Regions from separate parts of the Mus musculus genome. Here region 1 is linked to region 2. A link is a contact called in ENCODE Hi-C or POLR2A ChIA-PET data. All regions are on one chromosome and are shown on one strand. Each heading gives the region's core, a stretch centred on a gene start or an enhancer-like site at or near the end of the contact. The rest is flanking DNA. Distances are from core to core; before and after follow the strand shown.

Evidence for each region. Hi-C counts contacts between places; a loop is a spot of excess contacts on that map. ChIA-PET counts read pairs that join two places held with the same protein, here RNA polymerase II (POLR2A).
Region 1: a map of left cerebral cortex shows a loop between it and region 2 (2.7-fold over the local background). The contact joins the enhancer-like site here to the promoter of Ergic1 in region 2. A Hi-C loop is called at or near these places in 1 of 37 maps with a recorded cell type or tissue (left cerebral cortex). POLR2A ChIA-PET finds 5 or more read pairs at or near these places in 1 of 5 experiments (embryonic stem cell).

The regions. Positions count from the first base shown.
Region 1 is chr17:26,464,719-26,470,613 of GRCm38, forward strand. It overlaps Gm34455 (a long non-coding RNA gene), which reads right to left. Exons shown (of 3, transcript XR_876694.2): 3 at 2,936-4,530. Among named protein-coding and RNA genes, the nearest start is that of Gm34455, 37 kb to the right of the region's middle. Within about 2 kb of position 2,123, at least 2 of the 3 ENCODE cell types and tissues checked have a DNase peak (open chromatin) inside an H3K27ac peak, as active enhancers do.
Region 2 is chr17:26,558,804-26,564,792 of GRCm38, forward strand. It overlaps Ergic1 (endoplasmic reticulum-golgi intermediate compartment (ERGIC) 1), which reads left to right and starts at 2,709. Exons shown (of 10, transcript NM_026170.3): 1 at 2,709-2,829. The coding sequence starts at 2,810. 1700049J03Rik (a long non-coding RNA gene) reads right to left here. Exons shown (of 4, transcript XR_001782188.2): 1 at 3,287-5,989.

The DNA of each region.
Region 1 (5,895 bases), core at 873-3,372, 95 kb before region 2:
AGGGGCTGTGCTGGTTAGCTCTAGGCTACACTGTGTAGGTTCAAATCCCTGCCCCACCCAATCCCACAGTGGTGGGAACTCGAACTATTGGCTTAACCTGTTAGTGTGTTGGGGGTCTAATCTGTAAAAGGATATGAAAGTCTGATGATAAGAATTCAAGGACCCATATGAAGCCCGCAGCCTGCGTCAGTGCTCCATCGGCAAAGGTCTTATTGTTCTTCCGTGAGCAGAAGCAGGAAGCTACGTACCATGGCCAGTGTAAGCACTCTGGGGACCAAGGCAGGTAGCGTGGTCATTGAAACCCTCCGAGTAGCTCTGGAGACAGTATGGCCCTCTGTCACATTAGAACAGAGACTCCCAACCTCTCAGAAGCATAGACCGCCTGCTAGAAATGTAGAGCTGGCGGGAAGCGTGACCCTGTCCCCCGTGAGCCCTCAGCCCAGGCCTGCCCACATGACCCAGCTTCCTGTTTGTGATACCAACATTGGAGGGAGGAAATCAACAACCCCACCCAGGGCTAGAGGGCAAGAATGTGGATGTGCTGACGTCAAAACTTGTCCCAGTTCTGAAGAGATGGGATGGGAAGGGCTTCCTGCTGAGCTTCTGAGCTAGCCTGCTCTGAGGGAGCTGAGGTGACCTGTGACAGCCCACTCAGCTTTCTCTGTGGGGTGCTGCAGGGGTGAACTCGTGTCCTGCCACAACACAGCTGTAGGACCTGGGCAAACACGTTGCAAGTCTCAGTCCCGTGTGTATAAGGGAACGGCAATGCTAATGGAGCAAGGGTACCCATCAGGTCTGAGAGAAGCCCTCCCTCAACCGTGAGCCTTCTCCTCACTGAAAGAGCCACAGGAGAACCTTGCCTTCAAGAAAGATCCAAGCCCCTCCTGGGGTGAAGCATGCCCTCGCTTCCTTCAGCTCCTGCCACCATCTACCTGGCTGGCAAGGCAGGGAAGGAGAGGAAGCCAGTCACAGAGCATGAAGTATTTCCAGGGGTGGTGAGGAGGAGTTTGTCCAGCATTTATGCTGTGACTCAGGCTGAAGCCTGGACTCAGGCACTTCCTGGTCTAGTGACTCAGTTTCCCTTGTTATACAGCAGCATCACAACACAAGGCCTGCTTTTCAGCTTTGAAGAGGCATTGAGGCAACTATTGAGTACTGGTAGGGCCCTTCATGCCCCATGCTTGGAGGGCCTACTACGTGCCTGAGGCTCTATGCACATTTGATCTTGATTCTTGGCTGAGCCTAGAGAAATTAGAAATACTATTGACCACATTGTATGGCGTGATAAGCAGGCCAAGGGACAGCCTAAGCTCATGGAGCCGGGGACCAGCAGAGTCCAACGGAGAGCACAGGCCTCACTAGCATCAGGAATGTGCCTTCCATTGGAAGCATGCCCTAATAGTATTAGGTCATGCCCTTGACCCCAGCAGATGTTTCAGGGACCCCTCCCCACCTCTACCCCATAGAAGGTCTCCTGGTCCACTCTCCAGCCTGACCCTCTGGTTTCAAATGTGTCCACATAGGCTGTAGGAACTTGGCTCAAGTCTGGCCTCCTTTCTATAATAGACTGCTTGGAATCCAAAGCTGGAGTCCTGGTGTCCTCTGTCCCACATGCCTGGAAAGGCACTGTCAAGGTTCTTCACCCTATGAGACTGAATTTCCAAGCTTGGTACTGAAGGAGAGCTGGCATGGAGGACTGACACAGGGTCCATGAACCCCCCCCCTAGGAAGGCAGAGCCCCCTACAGCAAGCACCTGGGAGGGAAGGACCAGGAGTGGGGCCGCCATGGGGCCAGCTGGGCCCTCACTGGGCTGTCTGCCCTCCTCCATTTTCTCTCATTTTCCTCTAGGACATCACTTAGCCCCATTTTGGAGCCTGGATTAGACTCGAGGTTGGCTGCCCCCAAAAACTTGCAACCTGGTCCATACCCATCTTTCCCCTGAGCCTGAGTTCCCCGGTATGCTACAAAATTCGGGAGCCCCCCCTCCCCCAGTTACTGATGAAGACATCACATCTTTAAAGACCCTAGTACATCTCACAAAGCATCAATAAACTGGCATCCAGACCCAGGGAAGGGTCCATGAATGATCCTGAGAGCCCCTTCCTTGGGTGTCCAGCAGGTGGCAGCATCAGTCCCTTGTTGGCACACAGACTTTTGCTCTCAAATGCTTTATAGATTTTGTTAGCAATCCCCCCACCCCACCCCGTTCCACCCTGAGCTACACCCCCAAGCCCTTACAGAGTTTCATGCCATTGGTGGTGAGGAACTAGATTTAGAAGTTGATGCTCCTGGAGAATTTCCTGCCCACTAATCCCATAGGCCCTTGCTCCTAGCAAGGCTGCGGGCCAGCCCTGTGGGAAGAAGCAGAGGGAGCCTTACCCTGGAGACCCCTCCTCCCGCCGCCCTGCCTGGCTCTCCACAGCCCTCTGCATCCAGGGCTCTCTCACTTTCTCCACCCTCTTCCTGCTTTTCTTCCTCTTTGTGTGAATTACAGGAACAGTTCACAGGTTCTTTTCTTTTTTAAACAATTTTACTTTATTTTTATATTTTATATATGAGTACATGGTAGCTGTCTTCAGACACTCCAGAAGAGGGCATCAGATCTGGTTACAGATGGTTGTGAGCCACCATGTGGTTGCTGGGAATTGAACTTAGGACCTCTGGAAGAGCAGTCAATGCTGTTAACTATTGAGCCATCTCTCCAGCCCACACAGGTTCTTTTCCAGGGCCAGTATGCAGCACACAAGAGGAGTCTTTTGGAGTGTTCAAGTGATGGTGGGAAAACAGTCAATAATAAAGGAAGAAAGGAACTTCTTTTTTTTAATTCTTTTTTTAAATTTATTTATTTATTATATGTAAGTACACTGTCAGACACTCCAGAAGAGGGAGTCAGATTTTGTTACAGATGGTTGTGAGCCACCTGTGGTTGCTGGGATTTGAACTCTGGACCTTCAGAAGAGCAGTCAGGTGCTCTTACCCACTGAGCCATCTGACAGCCCAGAAAGGAACTTCTTCAGGAACTTCTTCACAGGCCCTGGCAAGCATCCGTCTGGTGATATGACAGGGTGACCAGCGGGAGGCATGGAGGAGGCAGGGAAGTGGCCAAGGACAAGGGAATCCACACAGAGGTGCAATCCTCAAAGGCCCTTGGGCAGCCAGGGATGTCTTGGGAATCCAAGGAGGCTGGTGCCATGCTTTTCCAAGATGCCGACTAAAGGGTGCATCAGCTTGCCACAGCCCATATAGCCACAAACACAGAGAAGCAGTTCCTGGGTTCTCAGACGAAGAAACTAGGACCCTCAGCCAAATCAGGGACCATAAGCAACCAGGAAAAGAAAGAAAGAAAAGACAGAGTTTAGCCTGTGCAGAGTGCAGGTACTCTGTTGTGCCGTAGCGGCTACTTTATGTAGATGAAGGGATGAAATGGGAGTCTCAGAAGGAAGGAACACGCCTAGGGTCATGAAGAATAGCAGACCTGAGCCTTGTACCTGAGGCTTCCCCATGGAGGTAGCTAGCACCCTGTGCCCTAGATACCTCAGAGCCACCCGGAGGGCCTTTCCTTCCTCGGGCCCTGCAGCCATCCCGCTGAAGCTCCTTAGGGTCCCTTGAGGTCAGCCAGCAAGTCTTATTCTCACAACCCTCCCCTGGCACTCCACGTTTCCGTAGCAATGCTCTACCCTCTCCCACCGCTGCCACCACACCACACCACATCACACCAACCCTGTTGCCTCTCCCTGGATGGCTCTCTGTGTGACTAACACCTAAGGTCACCACATTGTGTCTGTCTCCCCCACCAGACTGCACCTGAACCCCACGAAGGTCTCAGCCTCATGAATCAACCTTTATATGGCCCCTGCCTACCACACTGATAACATGTATTCATTCGTACCCAGAGCTGCATGTGTAGAGAAAGAGCTCTGTGGACTGGAGACCTTTGCTTGAGCCTGTGCCAGGACCTTGACCTGCAGGAAGAAGGTCAGAGAAAAAAAATGGCAGCTGTGACCTAGGCCAAGTCCTCCAGAGTGGGGCCATCTGGGTCATGGGTAGCATTAGTGCTGGGGACATGGCATCAGCAGGCTTAGAGATATCTCTTGTGCACAAAATAGAGATGAGTGAGCCCTAGAACGTGACCTGGAACATCTTCTAGGGTATAGGGAGGGTGGAGTCCCCGGAGCTCTGAGCAAGGTGGCAAAGTGTGTGAGGGTCTGACTCAGCCAGGAACTATTGGGGAACATAGGAAAATGGGGACAGACACCACTCTTGCACAAGCAAGGTTTGGGCACAACCCAAAGGACTGTCACTTGCTGGGCCATTCTTGAGCCTCACTGTGGTCCTTAAAGCAGGTGGAACTCGGTGTGGGTGAGGAAGCTAACACTTCCAGAAGGAAAGGTACTCACCTAAGAGTCCCTAAGCAGAAAACAGGGGAGCTCTTTTACGGGGACTGGATCAAGATGACCCAGTGACCTGGTCTTCACTTAGTAGCAGGTGCTCATAGCTGGTTCAGGAGTGAGCCAGTGATGCCAGAGACTCTGAGAGGACAGAGGCTTGGGGTGCAGGGTCTATGGAACCAACCCTATACACCCCAGGACTGGTTCTACACATAGCCCACAGAGGCCAAGAATCTTCCCAGACATAAGCTGACATTCCAGGCTGTTCACCGTGACCTTTCAGCAGATTCCATCCTAAACTGACTTGGCCCTGGAGTTCTCTCCTCATTCCTCCCTCCTCCTTCCTCTCTTCTCCCTTTTCCCTCCTCATTCTTCTGTCTTCCTCCTTCATCCTCTATCCTCCTCCTCAGTCCTCCATCCTCTGTCCTCCATCACCTGTCCCCCATTTCCCATCCCACACCCCACACCCCACATCCCACATCCCCCATCCTTTGCAGACCTCTCCAGCCTTGTCTGGTCCCATCCCCAAGATGAGGGTTTACTGAACCAACAGCACACCTCCCTGCTAAGGTCTACATACCTTTACCCAGGCTGTGCCCTATGTTGCTCTGCCAGGATGACCCCCAGAAGGCTCCTCTGCTACTACAAGAGCTACCTCTTTGTGGCCTCTGATGATCCATCCACTAGGAGACAAAGGGCACCCCACTCTGTCCTGTCCATAGGTTCTACTGAATCTCACTCTCTGTGAGTGGTCCTTTTCTCTCTTGACCAGGCTATCAAAGCAGCTTCCTCACTGGCTGCTCATTAGCCAGCCTCAACTAGGCAGTATGTCAGTGCCTGGCTTAGCACCTCCCTCACATAGGTGTCTACAGTGCTAGCAGCACTGAGCTGGCAAGTATCGATGAATTAGTTAACCACTTTGGCTCCTAGTGGGCTGTGCACACATGTCTCACCCACCCAAGAGATCTGGATCTGTGGGTAAAACACACACACACACACACACACACACACACACACACACACACACACACATGCTCGTGCAAGCACGACAACTAATTTTGATATATCCTGACTAGCTCTATGGCTGAGTTCTTCTAAACCTCCCCACGACTAGCACATTCTCCCATCCGACATTCCTGAGTCAACTTGCTAAATCTATAAATCTTTCATCTCTGCTACCCCAGACCTACTCGGAGGAGTGGCCCCTAGAGCCACTTTGCAGAATTCTAACATGGCTGGGTGCTTTCTTTCCTGCAGCTCTTATGTCTGTTTCTCCTGCTTCCCTGTCAGAGTGATTCTCCTCCTCTCTCCTTCCCTTCATTCCTTGCCCAGGGAATTCTAAAAGCCCTGCCCTTTTCACCCTGCCCAGACATTGTCCATGGGTTCTTTATTGATTGATCAAAAACTACCTGGGGACAGGGACCTTCAGTTTGGACATGCTGATTCCTGATTTGGGGAGCCAAATTAAGACAAAGCATTAGAAGCAATTCCCAACACTGGCATCTC
Region 2 (5,989 bases), core at 1,459-3,958:
AGGTAATAGTGGACTGGCAAATTCTCTGTGCACTATTTGAGCAGTCAGGTGATTGGGCTGGACGTGAGTGTTACCACTGAGTTCCAGTGTAAGCGTTCAGCAATCCAAAACAACAGTAGTTCCAATAAGATGGATGCTTATTTCAGTCTTATATAAACACATAGAACGGCAGAGTGATAAGACCTGGGCTCTTTCTGTCTTGTTGCTTTGTTCCATGTGGTTTCCATTTGGTGGTTTGAGATAGTGGCATCCACATTCTAGGCAGCCAGCTGCATAAAGCGACACACAGGGCAAAGAGCATACATCAACTCTTCCTAAAGCCACCTTCTCCCTGCATTTCAATAACTTGATCACATAGACATGCCTAGCTGCAAGGGAAGCTGTGAAATGCAAGTTTCTATGTATCCAGCCAAAAACTGGGAGCTTTTTCTCTCTGTGTAAAAGATACCAACACCAGTCAGTCTTTTTGTTTTTGTTTTTTGTTTTTTCAAGACAGGGTTTCTCTGTATAGCCTTGGCTGTTCTGGAACTCACTTTGTAGACCAGGTTGGCCTCGAACTCAGAAATTCGCCTGCCTCTGCCTCTGGAGTGCTGGGATTAAAGGCATGCGCCACCACTGCCCAGCTCAGGCAGTCTTATCGTCATTTACTCTGCTGGGCATTGTTATCCTTGATCATGCTCAAGGGCACATCTGAGATTCTTTAGGAGAATCTGGGCTAAAGATGAGAATAGTCCCCAAGATGTCCAAGAGCTAGTCTCTGGATCATGTTCTAAAAAGGGAAGACATGAGATCAATTGCCCACACCATACAACTTCTGTTTTGGGTTTATCTGTACCCAGTGGTTCCAGAAGGTCCCAGGATGCTTTTTCTTTCTGCTGCTCCCAGGCTCCAGGACTGGCTAAAACTTTCTCATTTCCCATACATAAGAGCATGGGGTGCGGGTGTTTGTTGAATGAATGAATGAATGAATGACGAATGAATGAATGAATAATGAATGAATGGATGAATGAATGGAAGGGGGATTCCGGTTGTCAGAAAGAGAAGAACCTGGTGGAATCGCCCATCACTGCAGACCCTGAATCTTGCTGCCCGCTTATCCTTCAGGAAACCAAGGAGCTTTTTATGTCAGGACACTGCCTCCCTGCCCATCCTGCCTTTTGAACTTGGATCCCCACTTTTCTCCTTAAGTTGTTGTCTTAAATCGCAGCTTTGAAGAAGGCATCAGCAGCAGAACCCAGGGAAGTTCAGAAGTCAGATTTCCCCTACATGGGTGTCCTAGTTTGCTTTTTCTCTGCTGTGATAAACTCCCACCAAAGCAGCTCTGGGAGCAAAGGGTTTATCTGGCTCATACATCCACACGCCCTTCAGGGAGTGAAGTCTGGGTAAGTAGGTACTCAAGGTAAGAACCATGAAGCAGGGCCGGGCGTGGTGGCGCACGCCTTTAATCCCAGCAGAGGGAGGTGGATTTCTGAGTTCGAGGCCAGCCTGGTCTACAAAGTGAGTTCCAGGACAACCAGAGCTATACAGAGAAACCCTGTCTCAAAAAAACCAAACAAAAAAAAAAAAAAAAAAAAAAAAAAAAAAAAAAAAAAAAAAAAAAGAACCATGAAGCAGAAACTGAAGCAGAGACCTGTGGAGGATGGAAGGCTGCTAATGGGCTCCACTGCTCATATGCAGTAGCTTTCTGATCCCAGGATCCCATCCTAGGAATGTTGCTACCCATAGAGGGCTGGGCCTTCCTACATCATTACTTAGGAACTAAGAAAACTTTACACACATACAAGCCCTTAGGCTAATGTAGTGGAGCCATTTCTTCAATCTCTTCCAGGTATGTCAGATTGACAACTAAGACCAGCCAATCACAAAAAGTTTAGAGTTCAGCTGCCTCCTCCTCTAGCCCAGCAAGTTGAGGGAGGTTTTCCTCTGTACTTCTGTGTTTCTGAGAATGGAGGCTCCTAGGGGCAATCAGCGGTATGTTACCATTTCTAACCGTGCAAACTCAGAGCCTCTGGATAACCCTGCAAGTTCCTGACTTCAGGTTGGTAGATGCTCAACGAGTACTGGTTGGCATCAATCCCGAAGAAAGATGATAGAAGTGGCTAGCTAAGCCCAACTCTAACAGGTGGAGAAGCTGTCACTAGATGCCAGGCTGTTCACTAAAGCAGGGCCCCAACTACCTCCTTTGATACCTATGAAAAGTTGAAAAGTGGGATTAACAGTTATACAGATAGAGAAAGGGGTGGTGGTGGATCTCGGGAGCCAGATGGCTTTTCCTAAGAAGCAAGGGATGGGTGGGAGGTGGGTGGACTTTCTCAATCTAGGACTGCGTTGCCCATCCCCCAGTTTTAACCTTCACCCAGAACTAGCACCAAGCATGGACCCGCAATTTGTAGCATTTTTCTCTGATCTTCACAACGCAATGGCTTTGTTTTACAAGCACAAAACCCACTGCCTGAGGCAGAGCGATTTGTCCTGAGGCCCCACTTACGCTAGGAAAAAAGATCAGAGGCCAAAAAGAACCAAAGCGGGAGTCTTGGAGACCTGGGCTTGGGTAGCATCCCACTCTCGGGCCTTCCCATTCAGCGGGCCCTCGGGCCCCTTTAATGGGGCGGCGGAAGGGGCGGCCGGTGGATGTGGCGGCGCCCAATGGGCTGCGTGGAGCGTCACTTCCCGGCGGCGGGAGGCGAGTGGCGAGTGTCGGGCAGGCTGGCGGGGGCGGGGCGGCCGAGGAGGCGTTGGCAGCGGGCTCGGACCCACGCGGCGCTGCGGCCCGCCTGGCCTGCAACGCTCCCACCGGCTCGGCGGCACGATGCCCTTTGACTTCAGGAGGTGAGTGAGGCCCCGGGCCCGAGGCCCTCTGCAGCCGGCGACGACCACCCCCCACCCCCCGTTACGTGCAAATGCGACCCTGGTGCACTGTGCACGCCTCGGCAGGCCCTAGGGGACCGCGGCCTTCCTCGGGGTTCGAGCCCTACCCCCACCCCTCGTGCAGCCCTGGCAAGCCCTCGCACTCTGTTTTCCACGGCGCGGTGTCCCCAGCTTGCCCCTGACATCTTTCATTCCCCTCCCCCAACCTGGGAACCAAATCTCCTCCCAAATCCCAAATAAAAGGAGCTCAGGCATCCTCAGGCTTTCTCCCCAGTCTTCCCTAGTGGACCCTGTCCTGGCTGACAGGTGGGGCCGCGCGCCTGGCTTTGCCCGGTGGGATCTGAGGGCTGCAGCCCCATTCAATCTGGCAGCAGTTGGAGAAGCTTAGTTCTTCAGAGCCTGAGAATCCTCTACCTACCAGATGTGGAGGCCTGTTCCCGCAAGCCATGGGGACAGTGCGGGAAGAGGAGGATGCTGGGATCTCGAGGTTCTGCAGAAGGTTCTTTGCCTCCTGGAACACCATTGTATAGGGCCAGGCCTTCTGGAAGCCTGCATGGGAAGGGCCTCCCCACCAGACATTCCCTTGACATAAGACGCTCTGAGATGCTCTGGGCTGTTGGGATACTTTGGAGCAAAAGGATTAGAAGCCTGGCTGTACCTCTCTACCCAGCTGCTTAGTAGATTCTCAATGTTAGAAGCAAAGGCTTAGGGTGCAGCCCCTCACCGCTCAGCTGGCTAACCCCAGCAGGTGTCTGGGCATGCTCAAAATATTGGTTTCACCTCTTGCAAATTGGTACTAAAAATAAGGTCACCACCTGAAAGACAGGGATTGTAAGGCACCCCTGACCCAGTCTCCATCACATGGAACTCAGAAGTAGGGCATCTGTGACTGAGGAGATCTGTGAGCGCTCCCCACAGCCAGAGAACGGGTATTCCTCCATTGGTCACAGTTTCCCCTCATCCTCCCCCTCTTACTGATGTGTATAGAGGCAGAACAGAGTGACAACCAATCTAAAAACGGCCCAAGATTCGGATCATGTGGTGGCATATGGGCAACCTGGGGTCAGGGCCCAGAGAGGACATTGGTTTCAGACCTCTTAACCAGCCAAAGTGGTTTTTAGCTCACTCTGGGCACTGGTACTATCTGGCAAACCAGCTTCCTGCTTGCTTGAGGTAGCCCCGGGGTCCATACCTGGGCTTAGACAAAAGCATACAGACCATGGTAGCTTTGAACCGAGAGGGCTTTGAGCCAGTTTTAGGGACACCCATTACCACAGTGTGCCCATGCAGAAAGAAGGGCAGTGGGCACATCCAGGCCCCCCCCTCAAACCTCCCAGGGCTGACCGGAAAGGGTCCCAACCCTCCTGTCCCCACACGGTTCTGCAAGTCCTAGGGATTTTGAGTTTGTTAAAGAAGTAACTGTTCTGGTTACTTCATCTTGTCAGTTCTCTGCCCCGCCTGCATGCCCCGCCTGCATGCTGGAAGGGCTGGGCAGATCTGGGCTCCAGTTGGAAGTTTGGGGGCTGGGGGCAGGTGAGATGAAAAAAAAAAAAAAAGGAAAACAGCTGGGGCCAGCTTTAGCCTTGTCAGGGCCTGCTTATTACTGACTAGTTTAAGGCATTGATATTTAAGGAGCACACCGCTCAACTTTCGGCTGCTACTGCCTTGGGGCTTTCTGGATGTGTCTCAGGCCCTGAGTGCCCGGGTGCCACAGGGTTCCCACTAATGCCAGTTGAGAAAGTCCTTGCTTGCTGGGGCTCACTGGAGACCAGTAAGAATGGATTCCCCACCGTTCGATCTCCTCACGCAGGGTGAGCTGTGGGTCCAGCCCATGTCTTTCTTCTCTTTCAGACGTTGACATAGCAGAGCTCTAGGACTCACTGTGAAGGAAGGCTCCGCCGTTCTACAGACCTTTACCACATACAGGGCCACTCATCGGCTTGCTGAGGGTTGTACCCAGTGTTTAGCCACCTGCCACTTGGACTATCATTAGGGGATGGGTGGCATATGGCACAACCCTGTGGAATTGCCAGAGGAGTGTTGCATGTGTGGGGGGGAGGGGGAACGTGTCACATGACTGGGTTCTAGGAGTAGCCACTATATAAGCAAACTTGACATCCATCCCTTTGTCACTGAAGAGAGTGAATGAGTCTTCCTTTTAAACCCTGGTGAGGGTGACCCCTCTGGCAAAAGCACTTTGCATGGATATAGATAAAGCTGGAGTCGGAGTTTGGCCTATTGGCATTGAAGCCTTAGCTCTGGGGCACAAGGGGAATCTTGAAAAGCCACCACTTTGTCAAACCTTTTAATAGTGGGGAGCACAGGGGGCGTACAGTGATTAGAACATCCCCATTTCCCACCAGTTCAAGACCAAGGGGAACCCAGCTTCCTAACTTGGGTGTGTTTTCCTGCCTAGGAAATGGGTATGATCGACATCCTCACATGAGACCAGGTGGCATGTGGGACCAGCAAGCACTGTCCTCTGCCTGCCGCCATTATTGTACCCTTTGACCGAGGCACCTGCTCTGTAATTAGCGAATTCTGCCATCTTCTCTTCCCTTTCATCAGTATCTGACCTCCTAAGGGCCAGGATTTATATCCAGTTTGTATGTGGTTGCGTCTGCAGGTGGAATGGTACTTGACTAGAGGTCCCCCCTTGGGCAAAACACACCTCTCCAGTTTGTCCAGTGTGATTGCATGTGCCAGCTGCTGGTGGAGAATTCTGCATCCCTCTTTCCTGTTTTTGGTGCTTGGAGGAGAACCCAGGACTCGTGCATGCTAAGCAAATTCCCACAGAGCTGCATCCCAAGGCCCTCTCTCCTCATCCTTGAATTGGCCCTTTCTGAGTTTTAGGGGTTAAGGGCGGAGGTTGAGCCTTAAATGATTACCGTGTTTGCTTTGTTCCCGTTGAGCGGTTTTACTGATACTGATCATTGAACTCACAGAACTGGCTTTTGTTACCTAGGTCCGGGGGTGTTGTTCCCAGTTCCGGCTGACTGGTGGCACTTGCTGCCTGTTACTCCAGAGGCTTTGACAGCCTCCGTCCCCAGAGCCTGAGCCCCACTTTCAGGAGAGAGGCAATGGCTAGCTCTGCCACAGTGGCAGTCCCCGTGTTGAGACC